3 separate regions of the Mus musculus genome follow, and regions 1 and 3 are each linked to region 2. A link is a loop called in an ENCODE intact Hi-C map of the cell type or tissue named here. Cell type or tissue: left cerebral cortex. All regions are shown on one strand. Each heading gives the region's core, and the rest is flanking DNA. Links, peaks and the distances in the headings are about the cores only.

Evidence for each region. Peaks named below come from ENCODE experiments on the same cell type or tissue, not always from the same donor. Only the 100,000 strongest peaks of a DNase experiment are listed, where the experiment ranks them.
Region 1: it touches region 2 in a loop (3-fold over the local background); 3 of 42 quality-filtered maps call a loop at or near these places.
Region 3: a loop joins it to region 2, with 3 times the contacts of the local background. A loop is called at or near these places in 2 of 42 quality-filtered maps.

Annotation. Positions count from the first base shown.
Region 1 is chr3:20,814,600-20,825,796 of GRCm38, forward strand. It overlaps Gm31552 (a long non-coding RNA gene), which reads right to left and starts at 7,762. Exons shown (of 4, transcript XR_389614.2): 1 at 7,700-7,762; 2 at 7,419-7,600; 3 at 2,349-2,486; 4 at 1,786-2,162. In left cerebral cortex, for the core only: no CTCF peak of the experiment used is centred there; DNase peaks (open chromatin) are centred at 6,339, 6,902, 7,304 and 7,811; H3K27ac peaks cover 3,811 bases.
Region 2 is chr3:21,015,810-21,027,006 of GRCm38, forward strand. No RefSeq gene overlaps it. Among named protein-coding and RNA genes, the nearest start is that of Gm31552, 200 kb to the left of the region's middle. In left cerebral cortex, for the core only: no CTCF peak of the experiment used is centred there; DNase peaks (open chromatin) are centred at 2,297, 4,205, 4,689 and 5,346; H3K27ac peaks cover 1,918 bases.
Region 3 is chr3:20,728,912-20,740,108 of GRCm38, forward strand. No RefSeq gene overlaps it. Among named protein-coding and RNA genes, the nearest start is that of Gm31552, 88 kb to the right of the region's middle. In left cerebral cortex, for the core only: no CTCF peak of the experiment used is centred there; DNase peaks (open chromatin) are centred at 3,331, 4,858, 5,661 and 6,443; H3K27ac peaks cover 1,877 bases.

The DNA of each region.
Region 1 (11,197 bases), core at 4,004-9,003, 200 kb before region 2:
TCCTAGGCCATCAACTGCAACTAAGGCTGCACCTTCCTCGTTGACATTCCTTAGCCTCTTACAGTGCCAAGACTCAGCTGTTTTCCATGATCTCTTCATACCTTCAAACCACCTAGGTTATTCTTACACATTACCAAGTCCAACTGCATCATAAGGTACAACCTTGGCTATCTCTAGAATACAGCTTCTTTGTGATCTCAGGAAACACTTCCCAGAAGACCTCACCCTAATAACACTGGTCTCTTCTTAATCACCTCTAATATCTTAGCTCCAGCTAACCAGCATCAATTGTCCCAGTAGTCCCTTTTATTCTAACCCCAGAGCCACATGGCCAACGCTGTTGAGTTCTGCTGCTTTGGGTCTGAAACAACACTCCTCTCCCCATTCCATTACCAGATGTTTTTCAACTCCTTCACTGCCTAAGCGTGGCTGTTCCAGAACTTCCTGTGTAGCTTGACCTTAAACTCAAAGATCTTCATGGCTGTCTCCTGAATGATGGGGTTAAAGGTGTATACCACCACTCCTAGACTTAAGCATTTCTTCACCTAGAACTTGCTCTGTCTAGGGCTGGCCTTGAACTCAGAGATCTGTTTAGCTTTCTATCCTAGGATTAAAGGTGTATACTACCATGCTTGCTTAGTTGGGTAGGATCTTGCCCCAAAGTGATCACTCCCTTAATCTGTTTATCTCCTTGAACATAGGATTCAGCTCCATTTCACTTCCTGATGCCCCTTTATTACTTGAACTATACATTGTATATTTTTCCTTACTCAGGTTGCTCCTTTTGATTAAAATGCTTTTCATAAGAGGGAACTTTAGTAACCACACAACAGAACTTATACCAGGCTGTTTTGGGACTTTCTTTGTCAAAGCAATAAATCTAAATCTCTTCACCTTAGCCTCAGGCAGACTCTTCAGACACTCGCAAAAAGCAACCACATTCTACATCAAAATACCCCTAAAACAGTCTCTTCACCACATACTGAAATTTTTCTTCACTGAAACCTCTTGGGCCAGGTCTCAACAGTTCAAACCATTGTCTACTACAAAGTCTTGCATATTCCTACTAGCATAGCTCATTAAACCATTCCTCTCTTTTCCAAATCAAGTCCCCAAATCCACATTCTTTCAAACAAAAGCAAGCCCAGGTGTATCACAGCAATACTCCACTCCTGTTACCTACTGCTGTCTTAGTTAGGGTTTCATTGCTATGAAAAGACACCATGACCACAGCAATTCTTATAAAGGACAACAATTAATTGTGGCTTGTTTACAAGTTCAGAAGATCAGTCCATTATCATCATAGCAGGAAGCATGGCAGCATATAGGACACTCCCTGGGCCAAGTATATTCAAACCACCACAGGTGTAATCCACAGGTTTTTGACTAGAGTTAAGTCCCACTCTATTACAAGAAATATATGCACTACATATATATATTACCATATATATAATGCATATAGTGCATTATAGTATAAATATGACCAGGAACCTATGGTTAGGCCTTAAAGTGAACATAACTACTATTACTTTTCTAAATGTATATAACTTCAAATTGCCCTCTAAGTTTCTCTATACCCACTGTTAGTGTGGCTTTCATGTATCCTCAGAGAACTTCTTTTGTGCAGTGGATGATGGTCAATGCAGGAACTGACAATAAAAACAAAGTACAGACAATATGTACCTATGAAGTGCTCAGCCACAAATTAAACATCTATATCAAATTCTGTATGTTAGTTTACCACTACTGTAATAAAAACAATTTGTCCAAGACAAGTTATATTAGGAAGGGTTTATTTGGGGTGTACACTTCCAAAGGGATAGGAATCTATAATAATCATGAGAGAGGAAGAATTGCAGAAGTCAGCCAAACATGGCACTGGAGCAGCAGCTGAGAGCTCATATCTTGATTCACAAATAGTTAATTACTGAGCTACTTTCCCATGCCCCAGTTGTTCTTTGACATAGCAGAATTGACATCATTACTTGCTTTCTTAGTTACTTCTTACATAGTTACCAAACTCTATTTTCTTTACAAAATAGCATGAACATGGCAATTTATAAAGAAAACAGGGTTAGAGCTCAGGGTTATCCTAGTGAGAATTATAGCAGCAGGCAGGCAGACCTGGCACTGGAACCATAGCTGAGAGCTCACGCTATGATCTGTAAACAGGAAGCAGAGAGCAAACTGAGAATGGCAGGAGACTTTTAAAACCTCAAAGCCTGCCCTTAGTGCCACACCTCTTCCCACAAGACCACACCCCCTAGTCCTCCCCAAGCAGCTACTAACTAGGCAACACATATTCAAATGGTCTAGACTTATTAGAGACATCTCAGATCCTTTCCCACCTGGGACCTTTGCTGAAGAGGGGGCAGAAAAGTTGTAAGAGGTGGAACTGGGGTGGATCAGAGTGAAACAGTATTTTCTGAACATGATAAGATCACTAATATGCAGCTTCAGTTGACAGCATAAGTCAATGTTTTAGCCTGCAAGAGAAAGGGGCTCATGAGTTTCTGCCATTGGCTGATGAAGTATTGATACTTGATGTTTTCTCAGAATAGGATACATAGTTTTCTTTAAGGCTCATGGTAGGTATACCATGTTTCAGTATGTAGTTTCTCCAGAGACTAAAGCAAACTTTCCAATAATAATGATGATACTAATAGTTAAATGCTTCTGTGTTATAATACTCATTATGGCAGGAAGCATTATAATAAACTCTAGGAGTTTCAAAATGTATATTCTAAGATTTTAATGGAGAAATGCTTCCAAGTTCTGTGTGCAGAGGACCTCATTTAATCTTTACAACATTCCAGCAAGTACTCCTTTTGCATGAACAGAACATAAAAAATATGTTATTTTTAGTTTAATATCATTAATAAGCTTTCCTAAAAATTGAAGGTTGTCTTAAATTTTATACACATGCATACATATAAATACACACAAATACTACATACATATTTATGGTTGACACATTCAATATACAACAAATATATATTACCAGATGCATAAAATTCAAAGTCTACATCAGGAATACTAAATATCTTATAATAAGGCAGATAAAATTATATCAGAAGGAATGGTTTGGTTACTGCCAAGATATGCTTATGCTCTTAAGAACTAATTGGCAAGAGTAACAAGGTCTCCTGAATGGCTAAAACAGCAATAAACAAATGAGAATTTATTGAGGGTCAGTGTAGAAATGCAAGAGGAACAGGGGGAGGGGGAGGGGGTAGGGTAATTTTGGAGGGGAAACTAGGAAAGGGGATAACATTTGAAATGTAAATAAAGAAAATATCTAATAAAAAAAAAGAAATTCAACCAACAAGTTGTTGGGGATTATCTTGGCCATTCTCAGTAGGTCTTTCTCCCATTAGAGTCTCTCTGTCTGTCTCTCCTACAAATGAACCTATCATGAGATGCCTTGTGACATCCTTCAGAGCCCTGGCTTCTCTTTTTGCCATTTTGGAGACATCTCTGTCTGTCTCACAGTAAACACTGTGAAGATGTACTTTTCGTTCTAACAACACTAGGTGTTCAGGGTCCATGTTGCATCTTCCCAGAAGAGTAAATTATTGGGCCATCATGAACCATTTCTTTACAAGCACAGTAAATAATGCCCAGTAACAATTAAAATATGATCATATAAGAATAAAACCCATGAGGTTTTAATTGAGTTACACAGAATCTGTACAAAAAAAATCAAAAACAAAAACGATACAAAACAAAAACCATTTCTGTGTGTATGTGTCTCTGAGTGCCTAGTATCCATAGTAATGTTCCATAAAACCAGGTAACAGAAATTTTCACTGCTGTAGCTATCAGGACATAATTGCTGATACAGAGGAGTTTGAGGTAGGTAATTTGTAAACTGCCCACATTCAGTTTGCTGTGCAGTCTGTCTTGTGCCCAACAGCTATTATCTTTCAGACTATTTTAGAGATAGTGGAGTACAAATGGAATGAACAAGACCTCAGGATACACTTAGAAGTACAAACTTTAAAAGTTACTGTAAACTTTTTTTTCCCCTGACCTTTGGAAATATTTAGCACTAACATTCTACAGGTTGTTTTGTTCTACAAGTCTCAAACTCAAGGCAACCTGCCTGTTTGAAACTGAGTGATGAGATTATAGATATGAGCCTCTATTAGCTAAATTTTGCCAATTTGATTAACCCAAATGCATTCTCAAAATATTATTTTACATTTTCCTTTTACCCTCAAAAGAGATCATTTACTTTTCGCTCAAATTGTCTATTCTGCTATGAAGTGTTCTTTAGGGATGTCTCCTCACCTCTCTCCCTACTCTCTCTCATCTATGCATCTATCCATCCATCTACTCATCTATCCACCCATGAATCTATTTTCTGTCTGTCTGTCTGTCTTGAAGTTAAGTGGGTGATTTCCTTTCCCTTATAGCCGGATAAGAATAATCTCTAATTTGGATGCAGCACACTCATGACTCTCTGCCACCTCTCTTTCTCTTCTTCTCTTTCTGGAGATGGAGTATATCTATGTAGACTAGTGTGCTCTCTGTTTCCTGTGTGCTGGGGTTATAGTATGCACCAGCAATCATGACTTTCCAAAGTGTAATCCTCATCAATTAGTGTGTTAATCACCTAAGAATTTGTTAGCAATGTATGTTTGAGAGCACCCAAACCTCTCCAATCCATCAGAACCAAAGGAGGAGTTTAATTTGAATGTGACCGGCAACTTTAATGTGAGAACCACTGGATTTGATTCCACCAGTGGGGGATGGCTGTCCTTTGTTGCACTGTAGAATGCAGATTTATTTGAAAGCCAGCATCACATTCAGTTGGATGTGGCCTAATCTGTCTTGGGCAATATGTATTGATTTTAAAAGTCTTATAGAAAAGCCATCCCTATTTTTATGCAGTACTCTTTCTAGTCATGGACAACCCTGAATTGAATATGTATGTGATAACATAGTTCCCCCTTGTACCTTTTTATTTATGATATCAAAGATAATGGTTCACTACTAATTATAAAAGTGAAAAATTACTGTGAAGGAAGGTACCTCATATAACCCCAGGCTTTCCTTACTATTCTCAAAGCAGGGCCATTGACTCTCTTTAATAGAGACTTCAGGTGTTGAAAAGCTAATTCACAGCTCCCCAGCTGTCTACTTGTGGGGACAGCTTTCTTCTGCTCCAGGCAGTAATTGCTTGACTGCTAGCCTAAATTGCCCTAGAGAAGAAAGCATAGCTGAGCTTGCTTTTTATCCTGTGGATTTAGACTGGTAACTAGACTAGCTTCACAAAGAAGAACCAGGTCTTATACACAGTTTTTCTGTAATTCATGCTGCCTTCCAGTTGAGACATGAGGAACAAAATTATAAAGGCATCTACTAATGAATGTGTTGTTCGTTCTGGTAAGACATATTAGGTTTCCCAGGCTATGATAGGATGGCAGGGTTATGGCTGTAATAGGTTTAGATTAGTAGAGTGTAGCTTGACAAGTGAGAGGTAGTAATTCAAAAGAAAGCAGGCATAAGCAGTTAAGAGTTCATCCTGCTCTTTCAGAAGCCCTGAGTTTGTTTCTCAGAAGCCCTACTCAGGCAGTTTGCAATCCCTACAGGAAAATCTCCAGGAAAACAAGAAAACCAATACTCTCTTCCAGACTTCCCATATGCTCAACATATGTGTGAACAAGCGTGCATGTGTGCACGCACGCACAAGCACACACACAAGCACACACACACACATACATTCACATATATATACATGAGTTATTTAAAAACTATTGAAAGCAATCAAGTGATTGATCAGACTTAAAATTAGAGGATTCAAAATAATACAACCTCTTGTTCTTCCAGAACAAACCATTTTCTAAGTAAAAATGGGTACATAATGAGATAATAAACATTATTTCTTTTGCTCTCTGATGGGATACACAGGACTGATGTCAGATGCATTTCATAGATTCTGTCAAACACCAAGGTTTTTGTTGATGTCAAAGTCATAATGAAGAGGCAATAATAAAACAGTGGGGAGTGACCTAAGGATAGTAAGAGCAGTGTGTTCTTTCAGCATGTAAGGTGAAATTCCAATTCCGAATAGAAAGTGAAGTCTACAAGGACGTTGTGGATAGGCTTCTTGCAGCAGAGTCTATTCTTAGGAAAAATTTCAATTCTATGCTCCAGTGTCATAGTGCTTATGCTAAGTTCTATAGAGTGCCATTCTTTCAAAGCCAAACGGTATAGATTAATCTAATATAGATGTGATGCAGAAGTACATTCTCAGTATACTCTGAAGCTAGCATCTCTTCCACACAGCATGGATGAATCACCTAAATGCTTAGAAATACAGTAATGCAAGATTAGACTAGGCAGTTGCTTTAACTCCCTTTAGCATCCCTCCCAACACACACACACACACACACACACACACACACACACACACACACACACACAAAGTGCAGCTAACTGGAAGCTCAGGCCAGGGTCTGATATCCCTGTTTCCAGCACTCTGTCATAGTAATTAGTGCTTGTTTTGCAGGGGCCTGCCTTTTCCTTTTTTCATCCAGGAAAGGCCTTCATCATCTTGAAGGTTTGTTTGTTTGTTTGTTTGTTATCTCAAGTATCACCTTTTCTGGAGACATTTCATTGTCCTGATATTCCAGAGAAGACCTCTCCTATTCCACAGTCACATATTGTGTTTTCTATGTTAATTATTTCATATCTCTCTTCTACTCTCCTTTGAGCAGACACTCAATATCTTACTGTAGCCCAAATGTCAGTTTCTGGCATACAGAGGGATGTAAGGACAGATACTCTCATCCTTGGAGTGAGAAATGGCGCTATGGCTAGATTTTTGCTTGGGAATTGGGAAAACCCCTTAGGAAGTGACATATCTGTAACAATATTAAGTAGCTGTGTTGACTGTTGAGAATCAGTATTATAGACTTGAAAGGTATGAAAGTGACTGAAGGTGAATGAAGCCCCAAGAGGAAGCAGGTGAACTGCGTGGAGCAACAAGAGGGCCAATGAGTACTGCAGTGATGTTTGCCTAATCTCTAATGACAGACACAGAAACCAAAGTTAGGTGGGACTGCAGAGTCTGCAGCATGAACAGCAAAGACAAAGCTGATGAGCTGGTGAGATGTTCCGAGTTTGAAAAATACAGACAAGAAAGGAGAGAATTGGATGTCAGGAGAAAAGCAATACATTCTGAGGAAGTCTGTAGACTCTGCATCCTGGAGTTTTCCTGTGGTTATACAAAGTAAATTGTCACTGCCAACAGGAGTCCCACAATTCTCTGATACAGAAACTGTGCCTTCCACACAGATGCCAGAGCCCTGCTATACTTTAATAAGAAAGGAAGAATAGCAAGATTTTATTCCTTGGGTAGGAGTGTAGGTGGCACCACAGCTAAAATTAGTTATAAAAAAAAATGTTACCATCCTTTGTGCTGTGGTTGCTCTTCGTCGGTGTGATTTGGAGCACAGTCACAGGTGAACGACAACTTTCTTCTTTTCAGGCTTGCTATGTTTGCTTTCAAAGGTCTCTAGGTCTCTAGTCTCTTGGGTTAATTTTCATCACAAACACGTGCTCTAGACGATAAATACTTACTGGACTAACACTGCGAAGATAAAACGAAAGAAAGAAAAGATGAAAACAAAGGAAGAAAGAAACACAGAAACAAAGAAACAAAGAAAGGTAACTGGATCAAAAATTTTACAGGAAAACTAGGAAGAGTGGACATGGCTCTGTCCTGCCAGTCTCCCAGGAGGAAGGCTGGGAGGAAGCAAGCCACAAATAGTAACTGACAGCTCGTCAAGCTGTGCCTGGGTGATCCTGACTAAGACTGTTATATAAGCAGAGGTTGCTTTGCTTGTGATGAAAGGGAAAAAAGAATAAAAGAGCTATCCACACTTTCCCATCTCATTTGGCAGACTGAACTTGAAAGGTGTCATAAGCCTTATAAAGAAGGTTGATTTTAATGTGTCTGTCAGGCTCTTTTGAAGGTCTTTGTAGCTCCAACCATTTTTATGTTTGGAAACCCCAGCCTATGTAATGATAAATCAATTTAAATGCACAAGGGCCTAAAAACAACTAATTTGCATGCTTATATTTATATGAATTATTGTTGTTCTCTCTCTCTCTGCTCCCCATTCACTGTTTGCACATGTGCACATACATGCTTGTGTGTACATTTGTGCTCTTATGTAAGCATTGACAGATGTGTGCAATAACATGCAGCACCTTAAATCGTGGTTAAAACTACTAGACTTATAGAATATGAGGATTCTCTCTCTATTCCCATTTCAAGTTAGGAATGCTGGTATTAGGAACTCCTGCTACTATATTCAGATTTGTGTAGGTTCTTGGAATATGAACTCAGGTTCTTACAGCTCTAAAGCAAGTAATTTATCCACCAAGCCATCTTTCTAGCCATATTTTCATTCATTGGCTACATATTAATCACTATTTATTGAATACTTATTGTAACAACTCAGTATTATAAAACTGCACTGTGTTTCAAATTTGTTGGTTTTTATGACATTCATAGGTCATGAACATTACTTCTGATAACATCCATGGATAAAGTGGCCTGCTGATAGTTTAACAGGCTTGTTTCTCTAAAGAAATGTTCTATGTTGAAGCTATGGCCTCTGAGAGTAAATTTAAGTTCAAACATTGCAGCTAAACCCTGTATTCCAAGCAATACCTTATCTTTCTTTCTGTCCCACTCATCAGTAGCACCATCCATGCAGTTTCCCTGTGTTACATACAAATAGACAGAAATGAAGCAACTTGGATAAAGTGATCACACTCATGAAAGATAAAATGGGTTGTTATGGAGACAGATACAAACACCAGAAAGTTCAAGGAAGTAATTTTTTCCCTTTGCGAAAATATAGGTAACATGCAGCCTTCTTTATTTTGCAGTATTGCCATATAGAATCAAGTATGATAGGTATGTTGGGAGTGTTTATTTTTGTTGTATAGTGGAAACAGTAGAGGATGGCAGTCAGAAAGATCTGGTTTTAAATTCCAGATTGTTTCTTTGAATAGCAAACATAGTTTTTGAGCCTGCCTGAAATCCAGCCTCCCAACCCACAAGGAGGTAGTCTAGGATGAATACTGTCCATGTTTTTAACTATCCAGAAGCTGAGGGTGTGACCTTATGGGGAAGTAGGATCTTTGCATATGTAAGTGGGTGATGATAAGGTTGTACTAGACTGAAACTCCACTCAACTAAAATTGGCTTTGTTTTGTTTTTCGGAAGAGAAATTTGAACATAGATACAAGAGGGCAGAGATCACACTGGTCATCCACCAGCCAAGGCATACCAGGAACTAAAGAAGAAGTGTTATTATCTAATACTGTCGAAGGGACCCTGTTTGCAACTGGATTTTAGATGCCCAGCATCTAGAACTATGAAAGAATAACTATGTGTTTAAAGATACTTGACCCATCTCAATATGCTATAACGGTCTTAGAGATTCTATAGAAGGATCCTATAGAAGGCATTAATAGCAGTGCAATCTCTGCCACTCTGGATGTGACCTGGGTCTTGGCGCACTGTTATGGAAAGGAGCATGCAGCAGGTCCATTGGAGGCATCAAACATCGCCTCTTTCTGCCTTGTTTACTAGCTGCTACCCTCATTTCCAATTTTTATCTCCCAACCTATTGCCATCACTGTGTTCAGTATCTCCTGACTCGCAATTATCTTTTTGACATAGTATTGAGGTTAGGGTTTCTTTTACTGTGATGAAATATCATAATCAGAAATAACTTGTTGAGGAAAGGGTTCTTTTTGCTGACGGTTTCATATTACAGTCCATCATTCAGAGCAGTCAGAGTAGGAACTCAAACACGAAAGAGCCTAGATATAGGACCTAATGTACGGGCCATGGAGAAATACTGATTACTCGCTTGGTCCTCATGGCTAATTCATTCTGCTTTCTCATAGCATCCAAACCACCTGCCTAGGTGTCATACCACTCACAATGGGCTGAGACCTCCCTCATCAATTACAAAGAAAATGTCCTACAAGATTCTCTACAATAAAATCAATTTCTTCATTGAGATCCTGCCCCCCCAGACAATTCCATCTTCTGTCAAGTTAGCATAAAATTAGCCAGAACATTTACAATAATATAGCATAAACAAACATGGATTCACATTTTAAGTGGTCCTCCAAGTCACTGCTTGCTTCTTCCTGCTTTGCTCTAGTTAGGGTAGATAGAGTGGAAGGGTACATGAAACCAAACGATGAAAACTCTTTGACTATTATAAACCTGTATCCCAGCTTGCCTGCCATGGATAAAATGTTACTTATACACAAAACAGAAAATGAAAGTGGTATTGTTATCTGTACTTTCCTTAGAGGTCCATCATGACAAATATGAAGGATTTCAATCACAGTCCCCAAATTTATTGAAACTCTGTCGCCAGTCATGTTACTTTCTGTTCACTTGTCTTTGTGGTTTTAGTTTGCCTTCTATCCTTCAATCTGGGCTCCATGACACCAGAATACTGTTGTAAAATTTCTCTGGAAAGCAAAACAGTGGTTTTACTCACACCAGAGAGTTAACTAGTGACAGATCCCCAAGATGATTGCTTTCAACTTCACAGGTGAACCAACAGGTTTTAGTGAGATTACTTTTAGTACCATAGGTAAATTAAAAATTGCTATACTAGTGAAGAAAATATCTTTCCCCCTCCCACAACTGTTAATAGCTTAAATATCCTCCTGGAGGTATGGGGCCTTTGAACCTCTCCATATAACAGCCATTATCTATAAAGGACTGAAGAAGGGCAGAGCATCATGAATACCCCTTTCCCTATCACAGCTGCTAAAAGTTCAAGAGGGCAATGGCCATGTTTTCTACCACAACATTCAAGTTCTATTACACCGGTTTTTAGGTCAAGGCTACAGAAATTGTCAGCTTTCACTTCTTTTCTCCTGGGATGCTGACACCTGCTTTCCAGCTATAATCATCAAAGAACACGGAGCTGCCCCATGGAGAATCATATGTAGGTATTCCAATCAGAGAATCTACGTAAGAGATAGTACCACGATGTATTAGTGTTCCAGCTACATGACTCTCTTGCCTGTCAGCACTTCACTTCCTACCACTGAGTTCCCTAGGCAGTTAAGAACTGCACAAATGGAATAGTTGTGAAAAATCTCAGCAGTGCTTGTTTCATTCCACTAATTTTAGGGT
Region 2 (11,197 bases), core at 2,289-7,288:
GTGGGTCTTCCTGGGTCGCCTCTCTGACTGCTTCCTGGGTCCTGACAAACCGGTTCCCATATCTTTGAGGGCCCTGGGACCGAGGGCCCGATGACCCGTTTTTTGGCACATCAGTTGATTGACTATCAGGTGGGGGAAGAATTCTGCCCTTTATATCCCTCACAGAGCGACACTGGTCAGCTCTATGATAACCCTTGCCACACTTAGAGCAAAGAGTGAGAGTCCCTCCCTGTTTATCTGGAGCTCTGCAATCTTTCTTAAGATGCCCAGGCTTCCTGCAGTTAAAACATGTCCTCTGATTATTTCTGCCCATGGAGCATTTTTGGGATTGAAGGATGGCAGCCGCTAAGCCTGCATTGGTGAGAGGTCCCCCAAGCTCCCGACAAACCCTGAGCCAGTCTTGTAAACCTTTGTTCTTTCTTGGGGCTATGGCTGCTCGGCACTCCTTTGTGGCTTGCTCATAGATTAGCTGTTTTATCAGAGGCGCAGCTTGCTCTGACTCTCCAAAAATACGCTCTGCTGCCTCTGTCATTCTGGCCACAAAATCTGAGAAGGATTCCTGAGGTCCCTGGATTATCTTTGTTAACTGACCAGTGGTTTCACCTGCTCGAGAGAGCGCCTTCCAGGCCCTAATAGCCGTGGAAGAAATCTGGGCATAAGCTCCCCAATGGTAGTTTGTTTGATCAGCAGAATAAGCTCCCTGACCCGTTAACAAGTCAAAAGTCCAATCTCTCTGCTCTGGAGTCAAAGCAGCTGCGTTTGCTCGGGCCTGCGCTTGTGCAGCTTCATACCAAAGAGCTCTCCATTCCATATATTTGCCCATACTAGGGAGAGCGGCTTTTACAACCGTTTGCCAATCACCAGGAGTCATAGCGTGATTCGCAAGCCTTTCCACTTGTGCTATAGTGAAATTAGCACTGACTCCATAGTTACGGACCGACTCGGCAAGCTCTTTAATCTGTATATACGCTACCGGAGCGTGGACACGCCCACCCTCGGCTCCTTCAAAGACCGGAAATGCCTGTTGTATTTTCCTTTGTTCCTCCTTTGGAATGAACGAGTCTGTGCATTGCCTCTCTGTCCATTGCCTCTCTGCGCAGGGCTGATGCACTACGCAGGGCGGGGGCTCAGCATAGGGTGGAGGTGCACTATGACCTTGAAGCTGACTGCCAGGAGGCCAAGCAGCAAGCTGGCCTTTGCCAGCCGCTTTTGGCTTTTTCCTTGACCGATTAGCTCGCATTTTATCTGGCTGGCACTTTTCTCTCTCATAACGAGCTGTTTCCTCCTCCAAGTCTGTTTCTTCAGAGAAGCTAAATTTTTTATCTGATTCAGAGCTACTAAGAACTAGCTCCCCGAGCCCATCCAGCGATGAGCACAGGCTCCTTCTCCTAGAGACCTCCGCTAATTGATCTTTCTTCTTTTCCCTTTTCCCTCTTTTCCTTCTAATCTCTCTCCAGGTATTCCTACCTGACCTTAACTTTTCCTCGGGTTCAAGACCCTTGGAAAGGCCTGTATACTTATTTTGTGCACCATGTTTTCTCTTTGCTCCTACTCTCTCTCCCCGCTTTACTTCTGATAGCTTGTCCTGAATTTCCTCTAGAATCCGCCCTGCCTTAACCACTTGATAACATGTGAAAAGGAACAAAAGGGCTTTTAACACTAGAAAAAATTCAAGGCCAAACATATTCCACTTTACTTCTGATAGACTGTCTTGAATTTCCTTAGAAAGTTCAAGATCAGACTTACCTCGTAAAGCTGTACTCACTGGTACTCTCGTTCCCCAGCTGAAAAGTTCTGAATTCATACAGTTGAATCCTTCTTAACAGTCTGCTTTACGGGAACCTTTATTACCGCGACCCGCAGTTCTGGTTCTGGAATGAGGGATCTTCCTTGCGCCAGTCCCGAGTTTTTTCTCGTCCCGGGTTTCGGCACCAATTGTTATTAGACGCGTTCTCACGACCGGCCAGGAAAGACGCAACAAACCAGAATCTTCTGCGGCAAAGCTTTATTGCTTACATCTTCAGGAGCCAGAGTGCAAGAGAGCAAGCAAGAGAGCAAGCCCGCAAATGGCGAAACCCCATCCCTTTTTAAGGAGAATTATCCTCCACCTAGGATGTATTACTCCCTGATTGGCTGCAGCCCATCGGCCCAGTTGTCATCACGGGAAAGGCAGAACACATGGTGGGAAAACTGCCCCTGCATGTGTGCAGACTATGTTTACCACTTAGAACACAGCTGTCAGTGCCATCTTATAATGGCAAATGTGAGGGCGGCTCCTCACAAGGCAGGAAATATTTAAACACAGTTATAATAAGAAACCAAGAAGAATTGTGCAGTTGAAGTCCAAATGGCTATATTTTTTTACAGCTGAGGATTTTTTTTTCTATAACATGTTCAAATTAGCTGTCTACAGTTCAGTGAGAAAGTTCAATTTACAACATTGGGATATCTATTCTTTAGGATCAAATGCTGTGAAGATCCCATTTAACTAAAGTTCTGGTAATTTTTAAGACTAGGTGTATTACATATTAGGTGTATTACATGTATGTGCATATGTATATACATATATACATGTGTGTATGTATGTGTTTTATATATATATATATATATATATGTGTGTGTGTGTGTGTGTGTGTGTGTGTGTGTTGCTTTTCTTCTTGTTGAGACCAAACCACTGACAAGAAACAATATAAGGAAAGAGACATTTATTCTTGTTTATCATCAAGCTGCATTGTTACTTCATCATGGCAAGGAAGACATGGTGATGAAAGGGCCATGTTCATGGCTTTTTAATAAGAGTTCTTATCGTTTTCCTTTTTCTCTACCTCCCATACAATTGAGACTGCACTATTATATTTGTTTATCAAACTTTAAGGCACAACAACTGGGAAGTATTACTCTTTTTTAATACTCTAAAATAATCTGACTATCTCCCAGCCAAAATCCCTGCGATACTTGCATTTTAGTACTAATCTGCTCCAGGTGTTTTCTTGGGGTCTCTTCTACCCATGACTTATCTCGACTTCCTCTCTCTTCTGCTCCTCCCCTGGCTGGGAGGAAGTCCTGCCCTATTTTCTCCCCTACCCAGACAATGACTAAGCAGCTTTCATTGACAAATCAGAATAAATGGAGAGCAAAGCTTGCACAATATTGAATTAGGTGATACTTTATAAGAATTGCAACCAGATATGGGGGCCTAGAAATCAGCATTTGAATTGCACAATGCACAATAACATTTTGCCTGCAGTAACAGGATAATGAAAAACTGACAAGGAAAGGAGTGGCTTTAGAAAGTGAAGGTTCTTTTTTGTATGTGGGGGAATCTGTCGAGATTGTCTTTTCAAGAGTCAAAACCCACCACCCACTTACCAGGCAAAGTAGAATAGAAGGATAAAGGGTTCATTTTTGTTAGAGATTTGCCACTGTTAGGGGTAATCAAGCTAAATGAGTTAATTTACTTCAAAACTTTCTATAATTACTACAACTGTCACATTTAGACCAAAAATGGAAGAGATATATAAAACTGTGGGACTCTGGTTAGCAAATAATAGGCAGGAAAAATGGCAATATGAGCAAGAGCTGACCTGGTCACACTGCATCTGCCCTCAGGAACCAGAGTGAAAAAGAAGTGGGTTAGGCTAAAGATCCCAAAGGCTTCAAACCCAATGGTGACTTTCTTCTTCCAGTGAGTCAACAACTCCTGAAGGTTCTAAAACAGCATTACCAGTGGGGACCAAGTGTTCAAACACCTGAGGCTGTTTTGAATAATCACAGTCAATGTATGTATGTATTCAGTCTTTGGAATTCGCAACTGGTTTGAAAATAACTTTCACTCATGGTGCATACACAATACAAAATAAATGATCTTCAGGCCAGTATCCCTATACTAAACAGTGTATTCACCCAGCATTTTCATTGAAATAGGTATCATATGCAATGTTGAAATGATTTAAAGCATGCAGAAGAGTATGCATAGGTTGGAGACAAATATCACATTCCATATCAGTCTTTAGCATGTGCAGATGTTGGTACTATTGACAATGAAGAATAACTATAAACATTTTTACATTTTCAGAATTTCAAATTGTACATGCATTTGTCTCTGTATAGCCATGTCCTCCTTGTTTTCTGTAGGGAATGATGTCTACCTAGGCTCTCTCACAGTGCTCATGTAAATGTCTCCACGGAGCAAACCCCTCCCTGCTGTGTTGAATAGGAATGTGCTTTAAAGTAATCACAAATCCAGACTTGCTTATTTTGTTAATCCTGCTTTGTGGGAAAAAATCATACTTTTTTTTGATCCATTCTTTCTTGATTAATCTATAGTATGTTTATGAAATAGATTTTGCCCCACCCACCTACCTAGCCACCCCAGAAGATTTTAATTTTATCTGAAGTAAAATTGTATCTCTGACAATTGAGACAAATATGCAAATACTTTTTCATTTTTGTCTCAGATTGTCTATTATCTTAATATATTTTCACTAAAGAAATAATAAGCAGGCATTCAAACATGAGTCTTAAAAGTATGCCTGTAGAGTGATATTATGAAAACTATATCCATCATGTTCCATTTCCCTTCTTTTTGAACAAAACAAGAAAGGCTTCCATTTTTATCACCCTCTATAGAATGTCTGTTAGACAAAAATGCAATGTGGGGGCAGTGTGTGCTTCCTGCAATGAGCTCTGCACTGAACACAGGAATCTTGGCTAACAGTGCTATGATGGAGTGTACAGCAATTCACCATGTATCAGGAGCTCACAGCAATACTCTATTCTGTGGTTCCCTTACCCATTATCACTTCAGACAATAAGTATTTGATACAAAGTAAAAGTGATGGGTGCAAAGTGTATTAGTTAGTGAGTGTGCTCCAAGAAAAACAGGAAAGTCAACATATTTCATGCCTGTTGAAATTATTTTATTGTATTTAAATACTCCTCACATTATGTTGCACATGGATTGCTGGATGGGAATTCTGGAAATCCGTCCTAAGAAATTAACTATTTCCATTGTATAAAATATATTATTTACTCTCCTAAATTGTGTAGTCACTGCTTTAAAATCTGTCTGGAACTTCCTGTTAAAGTCTCAATACCCCTCCCCCACTTCAGACCCCTCCGTTAAAAATGGTAAGGAAATAAGAATAGAGAGAACATGTGCAGGATTCCAAATTACTGTGTAAATGAGCATTTCTGTTTGTATTTGAAATCATGAGTTTAGGATAGAAAAATGGCTCATCTTTTCCTGGAAAAACAGCTTTATTTTTGTAGACCTCTGTTCTTTTTGGCACTTGGTTCCAGAGATACGATCTGTCTCTTGCAGTCACAATCATGTAGTTGATGGATTTGGCACAGCACTCCTGTTCATGATTCCACAATGTCAAATGTGTGACATTTTCTGTAACTGTCTCTCAAAAGCACACAGAGCTACTCAGAATTCTCAGCACCTGTGTTTCACACAAACCATCCCTATAGAATTTCTTCTGCAGCTTATGCAGCTGGGGCTTTCATGAAGACTTGACTTCAGAAAAAGTATCTTGTATTTAGAACAACTTGATACAAAATTAGTCTGTGGTTATGACAATAAATCATAAGTTTCCCATAAGACAGACAAGTACTGTATCTATTGAATTAGACTCCCAGCCCTGATAGTTATTTTATGAGTTTTAAAATTCATTTATTTTATTTATATTTTGCTTTCTTAAGATTTTTACATACAGTAGAATTATGCCACTCTCACCCTTTCTCTTTTCTCTCTAGGCCCTTCTTTCTTTTTTATTTTTTTATCAAATAATAAATGTAGGTATTTAATTTTTAAATGTATAATAAAAAGTTTCAGGAGCTATTGAAGCAGACTTGGCATTTCTGTGCTCCACTATGTTCATATAGGCCCTTCTTTCAATACTCCCACTCACAAATGGGTAGGTTTATTTCTTTCATTGTTGTTGTTGTTGTTGTTAGTGGTGGTGGTGGTGGTGGTGGTGGTGGTGGTGGTGTGTGTGTGTGTGTGTGTCTATGCATGTATGAATACATAAAGATAGCATACTAAGTCCATTTTTGTTTTATGTATGCACATGATTTCAAGCCTGACAACTTTTTTTGAACAACCTATAGGGAGGCTCATCTCTTGGAGCAGCTAGTTCTACTTTTCTCAGAAGTCATTAGTTGCCTGTAGTTATTGATTTACGAGTAAGATCCCATGAAATTTCCCTTCCATGTTAGCATGTCTATTGTTATTGCCATTGATTCATTCTTATTTATTCCATTCCTAGAAAGTCTGCTTCCAGCACACATCCTGATATTCTGCCTCTTACATGCTTTCCCCTCCCTCTTCCTCAATGTTTACTGAGCCATATACACACACACAAACTCATTAGGGTGAACTACCCATCATCTGTTGATCTTTGCATTCTTTCTATTTGTGGTTTTCTGTGATGGACTCAACATGCTAGAAAGTGAAGTTTCTTTGATCAGGGTTGGTAGCTAACCTTATCTGAGATTTAGAATAAAGATAAGAATTATTCTGGTATAGCAAAGTAACAGTAATAGATTCTTTTCTAGGAGCGTGATATTACTAGCCCTAGGAAATTGGCTGAATTCCTAATGCCACACATGATTTCCCTCTTGTTGAGTAGATCTTAAGTCCAACCATTGGTAACACTAAAATGTGAGGGCTTTTTAGTGCAACTTTATGTCCATCATTCTATGCTGATCATGCTGTGGTTCACAGATTTCACAGCTGGATAAGACTGTAAATTTCTTTTCTCTATTGCTTCATGCATAGTATTTTATGGAATCATGGAAACCAGACCACAATAACCTATTGGCTTTCAGGTTAGATTCAGGTTGTATCATCATCCATGAGTATAGTGTCCTAGGTGTGCAGTGTTTTCAGAAAAGGGTAACCTTCAATCTCTGAGAGGCAAACAAAGTTTCTTCACAGCTAAGAAAACAATCAGTCAAATAAAGAAGGAACTTCCAAAATGGCAAAAAAATTATTTGCCAGCAATACATCTGACAGAAGATTATTATCTAGAATATAAAACAGACTATTCAACAGAGTCAAGAAAACTCAGATCCAAACAGGGAGTTCTCGATCCAAGAAAAAAAAAAAGAGCTAAGAAATATTTTGAAAAGTGTTTGTCATCCATAACAATTAGGGAAATGTATATTAAGACAATTTTGACATTTCATTTTACTCCAGTCAAAATGTCTAAGATCAACAAACAGTGGACAATAGATGCTGGTGAGGTTGTAGAGTAAGAAGAACCCTTATCCACTGTTGGAAGAAATGTGGAAGTCAATGTCAATGTAGAAGACTAAATGTCTTAGTTGTGGTTTCTAATGCTGAGAAGAGACACAATGACTAAGGGAACTCTTACACGTTTAGTTGATGATGGCTTACAGGTTCAGAGGTTCAGTCGATTATTATCATGGTAGGAAACATGGTAGCATCCAGGCAGACGTGGTACTAGAAAAGGAGCTGAGAGTTCTACATCTTATTACAAAGGCAAACAGAAGAAGACTATCTTGCAGGCAGTTATGAGGAGGGTCTCAAAGCCTACCCACACATGACACACTTCCTCCGATAAGGCCACGTGTACAAGGCCATACCTCATAATAGATGTTTGGCCCTCTCACTAGGCCAAGCATATTCAAAGCAACAACAGTAAACAAAAAAGCCTAAAAGGTAAACAAGAAAAAACAAACAAACCAAAAACATCAACAACAACAACAAACTAAAACTAAATCTATGATGTAACCCAGCTAGACATCATACATCATGCTCCCCAGATTCATGTTCAGCTACATCCATTACCATTCTATTGGCAGTACAGAGAAAATGGAAACAACCTAAAAAAAATTTCCATCTTCAGATGAACAATAATAAAAATGTGGCACATGTGCACGGTGAAATAGAACAATGAAACTATGAAATTTTTAAGCAGATAGACTTAGAAAAATTTATATTGAATAAAGGTGACCCAGACCCAGAAATATAAACTCTATGTGTTCTCTTTCATCTGTGGTTTCTAGCTTCAAATATCCAGATGTGAGTATATAACATGGAGTAACCACAGATGCCAGAAATATACAAAGGAACCATAGGAGTGTATGGGGCAGGGGTTGGGGGTTTGAGACAAGAATAGTAGAATGCAGGTGATAGGCAGAGGGAAACGCAAAAGGAAACAGAGTCTTCACCTGGGGAGGGAGGTCAAAACAGAAAGAGAAGGAAGAATGATGTTGTGTGCTAAAGTCTCAAAGAATCACATTATTTTAATTTACCTATAATTATACATAATATACATACACATATGGATATATGTGTATATACATATATATAAGATATACCACACACACACATATATATATATAAATATATATATATGTATGTATGTATGTTTATATATATATTTGTATATGCATGCTTACATATATATACTCATATATACATATGACTTAAATTTCATATATATATAAAAGTTAAGTCCTTTGGGCTGACAATGCATCCCACCGGAACCATAGAAAAACAGAAACCCCAGTAGCACTATGAGAAACCTCCTTTCCAATGGTTAGTCAAGGTAATCCAAGTGATTCTCAAAACATTATAGACTACTGGTGTAGAATTAGTTTTTAATCAGTCCTTATTCTATTAGCATTATGGATTAAACATGAATACTAAGAAACTAAAATCATATGCAGTTTTTCTTAACCTAGAAGCTGAAGTACTTATCTACTTGTCAGTAATTTGCCCTTTTGTATATTCTAGTAGATTATATATTCTAGTAGAATTATATAATCTAGTAGAGAATGCTGTTCCCCTTAAATATATCCAGATCTATAAAAGAGAGAATAGAATTCCTTTAAACCCCACTCAGTCATGTGGAATAACTTTACGAGCATGTGAGTCACTTTTGCAACTCACTCTCTTGAAGGACATAGTCAGTAATCCAGACACAACTCTGACTTGAAACAGCTGTTGTGTGTTAGATACTAGTTCTTAGACACTAGATAATACAAATAAAAATGAATCTTAAAGTTTTTCAATAATAAAAATACAATGTTTTGCCTCCATCCATTCAATAACTACCTAGATAGGGAAGAAAGCTATGATTTTCAGCAAAAGTATTAATAACAGTAATCATAATGACCTACTTGAAGAATGACTAATTAGGACTCCAAGAGGTAACTTGTGTGTGGATACTAACCTGACAAGATCAATACGTGATGAATGCATTTCCATTTGCTAGTACAAAATAAATTTATGCAGATGACAATTCCCAAGTTTGTTGAATGCATTGATCTCAAGAGATAAATTATATTAAATTATTATTATTAGATGTCCAATTTGTCAGTTTTGTGATTTATAAGAAAAAGTTTTGTTTCATACAAAGAAAGTCTGTAGAAGTTCTGGTAATTTTGTGCTTCAAGATTTAAATGTGTTGCAGTTTGAATTTCACATAATTTAACTGCCAAAGGTTTAAACTTTGGCATCATAGAAAATTTATAAAAAATATTAGTTCTGAATTGTCATCTTCAAGGAAGAGAAAGCAGCTAAGTAATTGGAATTTTGTAGAAGAATAAGAGAAGAAACCTCACAGTGGAGACTTTCAGAGGATTGAGTATGAGAGTGAATGCTGCAGTTGAATGGACAATGGCAGAAATGAATACATATGACAGAGAAGAAACACTCTTTGAAATAACTTAGTTTATCGCCAAGCTCTATTACTTGGCCAAGAGTTGTTTGGATCTGGATTTTGTGCTCATATCTGTAGTTCTTTTAATCTACCCAAACTATATGGTTCGTTACATTCAACTGAATAAATATAAGCAAGTGGCATTCTATGACCTTCTTTTTTTTTTTTTTTTTTTTAATCTGAGTTCTCCTGCTAAGTGTTAGGTCTAACATCTGTACAAGATAACCTACAAAAATAATAGAATTCATTGGGGACTTGAGGGCCCAGACATGAAGATAATTTTACAGACCAAGTTTCTGATGGTACATGGGAAGCATGTTCATCTGATATACTGATGAGATCAAATAAATATGAGTGAATACTTGTCAATTGCTAAAGCAAATTATCTCTCAAAATGTATTCAAAAATGTTAATTCTATCAGGGTGCAAGCTGCTAAAATGCAGAGAGTAGATCATTAAATTTCAATAGGGAATAGACTTCATATTTAACATAAACAGTCAAGTCATTTTGGCTGCCTGCATCCGGCACCACATTTAGAAAGCCTCCTGTGTAACCATGGGAACAGTTTTGCTTAAGTCCTGTTGCTCCTGCAAATCCAATTCATTCTGAATTAGCAAAGAAGTGGGTGGGGAGGCTGTGTGATTTAGCTCTGTCCATTGCTTTCCAAGTTGCTTCTTGAAAATGTGAGAAGTTAAAAATGGCTTTCTTTCTTTGTTTTTTGTTTGTTTGTTTGTTTTTTATTCTATTCCTTCTTTTTTTTTTCTCATGAAGCATGGACAAGATTAGGAAGCAGAATGCTCTTCTAATGGCAGCAGCATCATGGTGACCAAAAAAAAAAAAAGGAACTGATTATTTTGTACCTCAAAAATATCTCCTATGCTTGCCTTTTTTCAATAATAATAAACTTGTTTAATAAGTTTTATTGAAGAAAATGCTCTTCCTATATGTAATTATATAAGACATAAAATTCCAATAAAAATTTACTCTTGTTATCATGTTCTTCTTTTTTGTACTGGGGCATTTTATGAGCAATGAGCTGGACATGTACCAAGAACTAGTCTTCCTTCCCCAAAGCAGCTAATAGATGGGCAACTGAGTAAAGAAGGTAGTTTTGCCCCATAGAGCACTGAAGGAGAGAGGTGTTGGGTGAGCTAAATCGATAATGTTCTTGAGAGAGAGAGAGAGAGAGAGAGAGAGAGAGAGAGAGAGAGAGAATATTATGTTTGAGTATAGTGAGCATCATTCTGTGTGTCTGCTGTTGGATGTAACTTCTAGGTATAATTAACCTATTATTTTGTTCATCTTTAAGGATTAGGGGAGATTTTATTAGAGTCACTGTATTTTTGCTCATTTCTTCCCACTCCCACAGTAATTACTAAATTTTCATTTGTATATGGTATTTGTGATGTGAGGACACATGTGCAGGCAGTTGTATTTGTGTATGGGCATATGCATGAAACTAAGAAGTCAATCTTGGGTGTCCTTCAGACACTGAGTT
Region 3 (11,197 bases), core at 2,583-7,582, 290 kb before region 2:
ACATTAACTATATAACTATAATACACAGGGGAGATAAATCAGCTAAAACATCAGAGAAAAATTATGCTTATAATTTGAAGTCTCTTGCTGAAGAACGAAGAACTCCATTTTTGTATTTGAAGAGTTGCTTACCACCTTTGAAATAGGGCATGCACAGAGGATTTAAAAAAAAAAAAAAGAAGAAAAAAAAAAGTCTAGGAAGTTGAGCCACAGACATCCAACCTAAAATACTGTAGTGACAGTGTTTACAGAAGTGCAGAATAATGTCTAATAAATACCTGTTATAAAAATCGAAGCATAGCAACCCCAATCCATCCAAAGATCAGAAAAACATGTGCCTCTTTTATTCCTTGTATTATAACAATAGAGATATAATATAAAATTATTTTTAAAAAGTCATATGGGATAAAGTAGACCATAATAGCCCCAAATAGAAGTTATACTGGGACAGTATTATCTATTGTGACTTAGATAGCTTCCTGTTTCTGCAGAGGACAAGAGTTTATTTTCCTATGCCAACTGGCTCACAATCTGCTCTGTCTCCAGCTCCAGAGGAATCTCCTGCCCTCTTCTTGTTGTCAAAGATACTTACATGCATGTGTGTGAAGAAGTCAGTTCAGGACCTTTTGGAAAATTCCAGCAGAGGCCTCTCCTCCAGAAGGGGAAGGCTAATTAACATTCTGCAAAATGGAAGACCAGCCACCTGCAGGTGGGGGAGGCCTAGACTAGGTAAACACATTCCACAGGGTAGACTGACCATCAGCCACTTGTGTGTGTGTGTGTGTGTGTGTGTGTGTGTGTGTGTGTGAAGTGGGGGAGGTCTACAGCATGTAAATATTCCACAGGACAGACCCTGTCACCTCATTCCCTAGAAACCAATCAATTTAAAAGTCATACTGTTCTGCCAATCACATTGTGCCTAATGGCTGTTGCTCTGAAAAACTGTATAGACTGACCAAATGGGCTGTGGCAGATTGCCATCTCTCCTTCTGGTGTAGGATGACCCCTATGTGTTGGAACAATAAATTCCTCTTGCTTTTTGTGTAGATTCCCAATTCCTGGCTCCCTGTGGTTCACTCAGGGGGGTCCCCTGGTAAGCTAAGGCTTGAAAGAGTCTTACATTTGCATATATGCAGACACCTACAAGCATGTACACACACACACACACACACACACACAGAGAGAGAGAGAGAGAGAGAGAGAGAGAGAGAGAGAGAGAGATCCTTTGACTACTTGACATTTTAACCACATGAAAAAAAAAGGCCTGTTAAAAGGTGAAGTGAAAGAACTGGGCCAGCAGCTCAATGGTTGGGTGCATTTGCTGCTCTGAAGAGGATCTGGACTCAGTTTCCCACATTCACATGGTGGCTCCCCAACATTTGGAACTCCAGTTTCCCATCACCACGCCTTTCTGGGCACCAACCACTCATGTGATGTTCATATATGTAAACACTCAAATTCATGAAAGTAAGTTTTAGTTTTTTGAATAAAGAAGCATAATCATCAGACATGTAATCCCTGATTTCAAAGTTATCCCAGAGCTTTTAACTTGGGTTAATTATAATGACATGGAGACATCTGTATTCCATAAGACTGTTGGCCTGTTTTCTGGAGCAGTACTTCAGCCAGCCCATCTGACTGTACCAGACTTCCTGCCACACTCATTTCCATTGGTTCACATTCAGCTATAGCTCTCTGCCCTGCTCCCTTTCTGCTCCAGTTCCCTGACTGGGTAGTTCTGCCCCAGCTCTGGCCACCAGCTCTTTAGTATGCAAAACTTGGCTCTCCTTTCTCATCTAGTCTAAACCAGTCAGCAGCAGGAAAATTCCAGGTCTTTCTCTCTGTGTTGTCTTCAGGCATTGCAGCTTTTGTGACTTTCCCAGGCCTGCTTGCTTTTCTTTCTGGGGAGGTAAGGAAGTAATAAACATTTACATAGCCTGCTAGCTTAGTACCACCTGCACAGCAATGAACACAGTGACAAGCTTCCACGGCTTGATGTATGGGCATCCCAACACAAAGTTGTTAACTTTTCTTTGACTATCAAATACTAACCACTTCAGATATAGTCACTAAATTCTTAAACTTTCCGTGATGTATTCTATTATCAAGTCATTTCATGTTAGCCTGTGACAATTTAAGTTTTCCTATTTCATTAGCCAAATTGTGATTTAGACTTGGCATGCAAAAATCAATTTAATTTTAATTCAGTTGGATGTTTATTGCATAATGCACTAGCCAAATGTCACGCATCTATTTAAAATGTATTTGACAAGGTTTGTCATTCAGCTTTTTAATACAGTGTCTCTCTTACTCAAGTCAGAAAGTGTGTGAATAAAATCCCCATGGACCTGTTTTAAGCTTTTTCACCAGTTCTGTATCATTTCATCATCAGGAATCTGTATCATATCGTCACTTCCCGAGGAGAGCAGAGCAGGCATAAAGCAGGGACCTTCCACTTGAAATCATCTCAGAACAACATGACTTCAGAGCTCAAAAATGACATTTTCAACTCACATGAGTATACACACACACACACACACACACACACACACACAGGATCCTCCAGTCTCCAAATGTCTTTCCTTTCATAAATAATATAGAAAAACTACTTCCTATATTTCAGAACTGGTAAGCATCCATTGGAAGACAATACATGTAAAGGACACAAGACACAGTATACTTGTTATTACTATAATAGTTATATCAACTGTGTATATTCTTTTTTCTCCTCATTCCCAAAGCAGAGATAGGTGGACCGATATGAATCAGAGGTCAAAGTGACCTGAGTAGTGAATTATAAGCCAGCCAGGACTCTGCACTTAGAGCCTGTCTCTAAAACCTAAATCTCATGATATAAAGTAGTAACCAAATAAAATATTTATTTTTATTTATAATGATATAATAATAAAAATAATTTTTATTGAGGTAGCAGGGATTAAATCCAGGGACTGGCAAGTGCTAAGCAAATGATCAACCACTGCACTACATTATCATCCAATTAAGTAATAATTGGTTCATAATGTTTAAAATAGATTTTTCTGTGTATGCATAAGTATTACCATACATTTACTGTCTTAACTGATTGTTAATGTTGTTCATTTGTTGTTTAAATAACTTCTGGAAAATCTTTGCAGTGAACTACTTTTGCCTCTGATTTTAATTTCAAATTCCTAATCTATGTCCACTGATAATAGGACATGTTTTTCTGTATGAGTCACTATATTGCTCAGTAGCTCTCTGTGAATCACCATTTTGCTCAGGACTTTGGATCACCTTGTTCCAAAGCTCCTTTTGGTTCTGTGGGATTACATCTCACTGTGTGGCTCTGTGGAGCTACTTCTGCCTCACTGTGTGGGTCTGTGGAGCTACATCTCACTGTGTGTGTCTGTGGAGCTACTTCTGCCTCACTGTGTGTGTCTGTGGAGCTACTTCTGCCTCACTGTGTGGGTCTGTGGAGTTACTTCTCACTGTGTGGGTCTATGGAGCTACTTCTCCCTCACTGTGTGGGTCTGTGGAGCTACTTCTCCCTCACTGTGTGGGTCTTTGGAGTTACTTCTTTTTTTCCCCCATGAATAAAGCAGAGTAATCCCCCAATTTCTATTTCTATATCTCTGTCTCTCTTTGTCTCTCTGTCTCTGTCTCTCTCATACACACACACACACACACACACACACACACACACACACACACACACAGACAGATTGACTGACTTACTACTTTCCTCCAATAACAAGATTTGGTCCCTTTCTGAGTATGAGTGAGAAAAATATTGCAGTCCCCTCTGAATTGTAAAACAGGAAAATCAAGCATGAAAATTGATTATTGGATTCTGAAATCTCTAAAAATAGAACTAACAAACTTGGGGGGGGTATTAAATAAATTATCTACTTGATAGGAAACATATAGTTTGTTTTGGAGAAGTACCAGAAAACAAGTGCTCACCTATTTTAATTAATATTTTAAGCTATTGACATATCAATGAATTAATTGTTGAACTGTTCCTACAATTGGAAACAGCTACTCTAGACTGCTAGGGATTTTTTTTTAAGGAAGTAGCTAAGAATAAGGGAATTAGTCTTTACCTTTTAGGGTCATGGGATGGAAACATGGAAGGTATGATGAAGGGAAACAACATAATTGGTTGCCATTTGGGAAAGAAAGGAGTGTGTTCTACCCAGCTGTGGCTAAGTGTTCACATTTGGGTGCAGGAAGGTGAGGTGGCTATTTGGGCTCTAGAAATTATTTTTTAAAACATTAAAATGTGTTTATTCATTTTTTAATTTATTGGCTTAATTTTTTTTTTCATGTAATCTGTCCTGATCACATTTTTCCCCCTCCTTTCATTTCTTCCAAGTGGCTTAGAGGTTAAGGACACTTGCTGCTAAGAATGATGACCTGGGTTTCGTCTCCAGCTTCCTATAGTGGAAGGAGAGGATCAGTGCTTACAAGCTGTCTTCTAACCTCCACACGTGCCATAGCATATGTACTCATATACACACATACCCCCACACAAACTGAAAAAATACATGCAGTGTAATACATTTTTAAAAGAATAAGTTTATAAGGTACTCAGCATACATCTAGATTAGTTTTTCATTTCTTCTTTCAACTAATTTGTGACCATCCAGAGGTTCTGGCATACAAGAGATTGTTTAATCTAATACCATAATTAAAAAGAAAAAGAAAAGAGAAATGCAGCAGGGGGGCTTAGAAAGGAATACACAGAGAATATTCGATTTAAGAGAATAGTCTGTGGAAGACAAGCATGGCATAGCTGTCTCCATGGTGACCCTAGTTTTCACTGCTAAAACCAAAATATTTTCCACAGGAGAAATGCTAAGTGCTCAGCACTCAGCCTGACCTAAGCATTTCCTGATATACAGGTATATCCAGACATTGGACTCTAATATGTAAGACATGCAGTTAGCATTGCCAATTAAAAGCTAATAAACATAAAAACAAGATAACAGATAGAGTCATTGGGCTGGAGGCCATGTGGTCTTAGTGCACAGCCCTCTTCCATCAGCTTTTTTACCAACTGAATTGGAACATGACCAGTCATAGTCAAATGGGGAAGGCGTGGGGGGGGGGCGGGTACTGCACAGGAATACACTGTTCAAATGATCTTGTAATAGCTCACATTTCTGCTCTACTCCAAGTTTAAGATTAGTACGTAGGAGCAAAAACCCACAGGCTCTTTTCTGAACTAGCCTAAGATTTGTCCAATTGTCCATTGTAGGACAAATAGGATTGGAAGCAATCTTTGGGACATAAGAGAGGAGGAGGTGATAAGGAGCCATGAGGAGGGATAAGCAGGTGACAATAATGACCATTACTGTGGAAACAAGTATTCATAAAGAAACAGAAAAAGGTAGGTAGTATTCTCTGTCACTTTCTGTCCTCCCCTCCTTCTCTCACTCTTTCTTTCCCTGCCTTTCTCCCTCTCTAAATCAATAGCACTTCTAGGGACCTATCAGTTTTTCAGTGCAGTCGTTGAATTAAATGCAGGAAACTGCCCCTTCCCACACAATAAAGCAGGAACAGATTCAGTATTCTGGTTATGTTCCTGGCATTCAGCTTGATAAGCTGCGTGGGAAGCTACTTGTCAAAGCTTTCTGATAATAAAAAGGCTCTTTTCACATTATGAAGATATTCCTTATCTACTATGGTTTGAGAAGCTGCAAAAATTCTCCCAATTTTTCTATTTACATTCTAATCTTCCACATGTGGTTTAGGCATGTGACATTTTGTTTTCGGGTTTCTTTCCAAGGTTATGTGGGATGCTGTTATGTTTTGCTTTGTAGAACAAGTCAAAATGAGGCTGCCTGCAACTGGGAAGACTTCTAAAGCTTCTGAGTTCCTGGTTCTGACTGTTGACCATTCGTTCCAAATCTATAGACTGCATAAGGAATCTCAATTGCTTACAATGGCCCAGATAAAAACTTTGCCAGATAGCAGGCTTCTATGAAAGCAGTCTGGCCACATACATGGATTGAAAGGGCATCTATACATTTATTGGAAAGCAAACTGAAATAAGAAACAAAGCGTAGTTAATTGTTTTTTTTTTTTTAAATGAAATCAAAGGGCTTGTTCCATAAAATTAACTTTTATACTGAGAATCTTTTCTAGAATGGTTTGCCCCTTTAAACCTTTTGGTTTTATACGGATTTCTTTTCTAAATAAATAGGAAAGTACATTATTGGAAAGGATACAATTTAAGATGGTGCACCCCAGGGAAGGTTTGAGGAAATTGCTACTGTTTCATTATGTCCTAAGTTATGAATAGCATCCACAAAAATGAAAACCCAGGCAAGTATAACATAGAAATAAATGTTCATTTAAAAACAAGTCAGGAACCTACACCTACTTCTTTTCTATGTGAAAAAATGAAGGGCTTAAGCACCACAAAAATAACTGTATTTGACTGGATGCTAAGTGCAGGGTAATTCAATACATCACTTATCATCTCACAGAGTTCTCAAACATAATCTGCAAACAAGAGAAGGACACAGAATTCTAAAGCAGAAACAGAGTAAGTGTTCCAGAGTTATGCAGCATTCCCACAGTGGGTCAGTGATAGGAACCAAGTTTTACTGATAATAGAGATCATAGATCACACCATGCTGCTGCTGTGTATGAGGATATATGGGAAGCTTAGAGCAAGGCTTGCTAGTGTGACAGGCAAGCACAGGGAATAGATTAGCAACCTGGCGCTCCACTTGGCTTTGGCTATTTACTTATTACGTTCTCTCTTCTAATAATACACTTCACAACCTCAGACCACTATCTGCACATATTGTATATACACATCTTCCCAAAAAGTCTTTTAGAACAAATAGCAACCTAGGGCCTATATGTGCATCCAATTGCATGTGCACCCTTCTCTGAAAAATCAATATTTTTTCCAATCAGTAACTTTCAAATTTTACAGGTTCTAACCAGTCTTACTCTAGTTATATCCAGGTATGAAGGTGAAAGGGTTGTCCCACTCGAACTGGCTTTATGTGCCTATGCAATAAGGCAAGCTTGTGCAATAAGACAAACCATGTTTACCAGATGAACTTTCAGGGGAGGATCTCCTACTTACCATTCCATTCCTATGCGTAGTTATTATATGCATAATGTGGTATGCATATAATTAAAACTAAATGCAAAATGGGAAGAGAAATGTGTAATGAACAAAGAGATACATAATCTAGTCCTGTCGATCAAAATAGAGAAGGCCTGTACTGCAAGCCCTAGCAACCAAACTCCCTTTCTTGAACCTCATAAGAAAAAAACTTCAATAAAAAATTATGGACCTTGGCTATCCTCACACATGTCATCTATTGTCATGCATGATGATGTATTTCTTTCTGACATCTAATGTCCCCTTGTTTTAAATAAAATTTCCTTGCTACATTAAATTGTCTGGGCCTTTATTTCTGTTCTTTGAATAGAAAGACAAAGAACCTGGAAACACCTTGCCCAGAGCACAGCCACATATATCACTAGCATCATTCTGTATCGATTATAATTTTAAAAAGCACACTATAAAGACAAATTCCAGTAGGGCCTTCAAATTGTTACCATCAGGATTTTAAAATATATGTTGATAGAATACACACACACACACACACACACACACACACACACACACAATTTAAATGCACATAGATCAGTGGTTCCCAACCTTCCAAATGCTGTGACTCTTTAATGTGGCAATCACTAACCAAAATGTATTTCATGGCTACTTCAAAACTGTAATTTTGCTAATATTATTATGATGTAAATGTGTGCTATGCAGTATATCTGATAGCAAACTCTGTAAAAGGATCAGTCAACCACCAAAGGAATTGTGACCCTCAGGTTGAGAATGGCTGATATAGATTAAACTTCTACTCCTTTAAATACCATCCTTAGTTCATTCTTTCTTTCCCAGAGGTAGGTCCATAGTTACATTTTTACATTTGTATACTATGTCTATAACTAGCTACAGTATTTTATAAATACATTTAGTATTGTTTCTACTAATGTACCATGTCTAGGCCTTGTGCTACAACTTGCTCTCAAAATATTTATTTTATGATATACTTCTGAGGTATATTGATGAATATTGTTTTAAACATAAACTTCAATACTTTTCATTTTAATTATTGCTAATCTATAGCAAGAACACATCATTAATTTTTTGATATTCTTTTGATTATGTATGTTGTGGGTGCACATCTTTGTATATCAGAATGAAGATAAGGTTATTCCATAGTGTGCCTTTGGAGGTCAGGAGATAATTGTGGATGTCTGTCCTTACCTTTCACTGTGTTTGAGGCATAGTCTCTTTGCTAATCTCTGATATGTATGCCTACATGGGTTATTCTATTTTTTTCTTCCATCTTGTTACAGAGGCACTAGAATTTCATATACAGGCTATCTTTGTCTATCTTTACACATACACATCTAGTTTTATATGGATTCTGGATTCAAATCCAGGTCTTCATACTAGCAGCAAGCTCCTTACTAACTGAGCCATCTCCCTAGCCTTTTAGCATTCTTATTTGTAATTCTTTTTGTTTGCCCCCCCACCCACCAGCAATCCATTGATTATATTGATTACAGTGAGGAGCTAAATGCACGTGATTTGGTTGTCTTTCTGAATGTTTCTCTAACACATGCATCTTCGAAGCACAAGTGTGAGATCACAGACTAAGCAATATTGAAAATTGTCCTGGATCCTGTGGAAGGCTCTGCAAAGAACATGTATACTACTGTTTTCAGCTGACAACTGTATAGCTGTGATATCTTGTGCATTGATTCTTTTTATTTTCTTGGTAAGTGTCTAGAGCAGATTGCTGGATTACATAGCACTTTTATTTTTAAATCTCAACTTCCAACTGTTTTACAGAGTGATTATATTTTATATCTTTGGTGGTCCTAATTTATTCATTTTTTTTCTATTTTCAAGTGCTCACCTACATTAGATATCCCGGGCTACTTCATGTTAGAGGATTAATAGATGTGTATTGCTATTGATTAGCATTGAAGGAAGACCAAAGTGTGGGTGTTTCAGTCTTATTTAGAAGGGGAACTAAATAATCACAGGAGGTAGAGAGGGAAGAACCTAGGAGGGAGAGAGAAGGGAAAAGAAAAAAGGGGACAGGATCAGGTGTGGGAGGAGATGCAGGAGAAGTACAGGGAGTCGGGAAATTGAACAGAAGTTTCCATCAGTGGGGGTTGGGGAACTGGAGGTAGTCACTAGAAAGTCCCAGATGCCAGGAAAGCAAGAGGTTCTCAGGACCCAACAAGGATGACATTAGCTGAAATACACAACAAAGGGGAGAACCTATCCAGAGCTTAGGCACGGTCCCCTGTTGAGGGATGGGGGCACCCACCCATCTCAAAAACATTAACCCAGAATTGCTCCTGTCTAAAGAAAATGCAGGGACAAAGAGTGGAACAGAGACTGAAGGAAAGGCCATCGAGAGACTGCCCCACCTAGGGATCCATTCAATCTGCAGACACCAAACCCAGACACTATTGCTGATGCCAAGAAGTGCTTGCTGACAGGAGCCTGTTATAGCTGTCTCCTGAGAGGCTCTACCAGAGCCTGACTAATACAAGTGTGGATGCTGGCAGTCACCTGAGCAAAGTGACCCCAATGGAAGAGTTAGGGAAAAGACTGAAGGAGCTGAAGGGGTTTGCAACCCCAGAGGAAGAACAACAATATCATCTAATCAGACCCCCTCAAAGCTCCCTGGGACTAAACCATCAACCAAAGAGTACACATAAAGGAACACATGACCCCAGCTGTTTATGTAGCAAAGGTTGTCTTATCTGGAATCAATGAGAGTAGAGGATCATGGTCCAGTGGAGATTGTATGCCCCAAGGTAGGGGAATGCTAGGGAGGTGAGCAGGAGTGGATGGGTGAGTTGGGGAGCACCCTCATAGAATCAGGGGGATGAAGGATATTATAGGGGGGTTGAGGAGGAGAAACTGGGAAGGGGGATAACTCTGAAATGTAAATAAATTATATAACCAATAAAAAATAAAATAAAATAAACAAAATAAAAAAGAGAGAAAGAAATTTCCTTTTCCAACAGTGGATGACAGCGTCCATGCTTTTGCATTCTGATTATTTTTGGTTTTTTTTTCTTAATATTTTATAAAATGCCTTAAAATATTTATTTTATTCTTAATTTATAAGTAGTTATACATGTGTTCATCTCTCTGTGTGTATATGCCACATGGTATAGGTACCTGAAAAGGCTGGAAGAGAGCATAAGATCCCCTGGGATTCAAGGTACAAGCAGCTGTGAACCACCAATGGGGATATGGGTAACAACCTGAGGTCCTCTCTAGAGTAACAATCACTCTTCATCTCTGAGCCATCTCTTCAGCCTCCAATTTGGCTTATTTTCAAAGCAGTTCTCAGTATGTATTCAACTGTAGGAAATAATAAAGCAGATCCAAATCTCCCTTGAACAGTTTTCTTTTGTGGCAACACAGGAGACTACTAGAATACACCACTTAGCCGGGTAGAGTAGCTCCACCATCATAACAATATCCCACATTGACATGTGTTAGCCATGTGGGCTTCTTGATAACTATTAGCTGGTCTTTTAGTATTCTTTATTATATCCACTCCAGAACTATCACATCTATTATCAAAGATGTCTGTGATAGGCATCTTTGGGGGTTAGTGCAGAATGTTTCATCTAACTCCCTAGAGCTCCATATTGGTGGGAATATGTATCTGTGGATCACTCTATGGTATTTCTTCACCTTTGCAGGAAATCCAACATAACGTTAGAGCTTTTATGAATGAGTGTGACATAAAGTGTGGGCATATGTGTTATGTGACCATAAGTCTTTTTTTCTCTGAGATATAATAAGAACTCAAAAACCCATTTGCTAGGACTCATTATATTTGCATGTTTAGTTTTATAAGAAGCTGCCAAAATATTCTTCGGAATGGCTTTCAACTTATATTCCTAGGATCTCTGTATGAGAGACTCAGTGTCCAAGCAGGTGGTATTTAGTACAGTCTCCACTTGATACTTCAGTACCGGGAGGGGCTTGCAGTCTCAGTGTGTTTTAATTTGTATTTATTTATAGCTAACAACATGTGATATCGAGTGTTCATATATGTATGTATGTATGTGTGTGTGTTTACATGTGTGTGCAAGTGTGCAAAGTATAAATGCATAGGTGTATATGGTG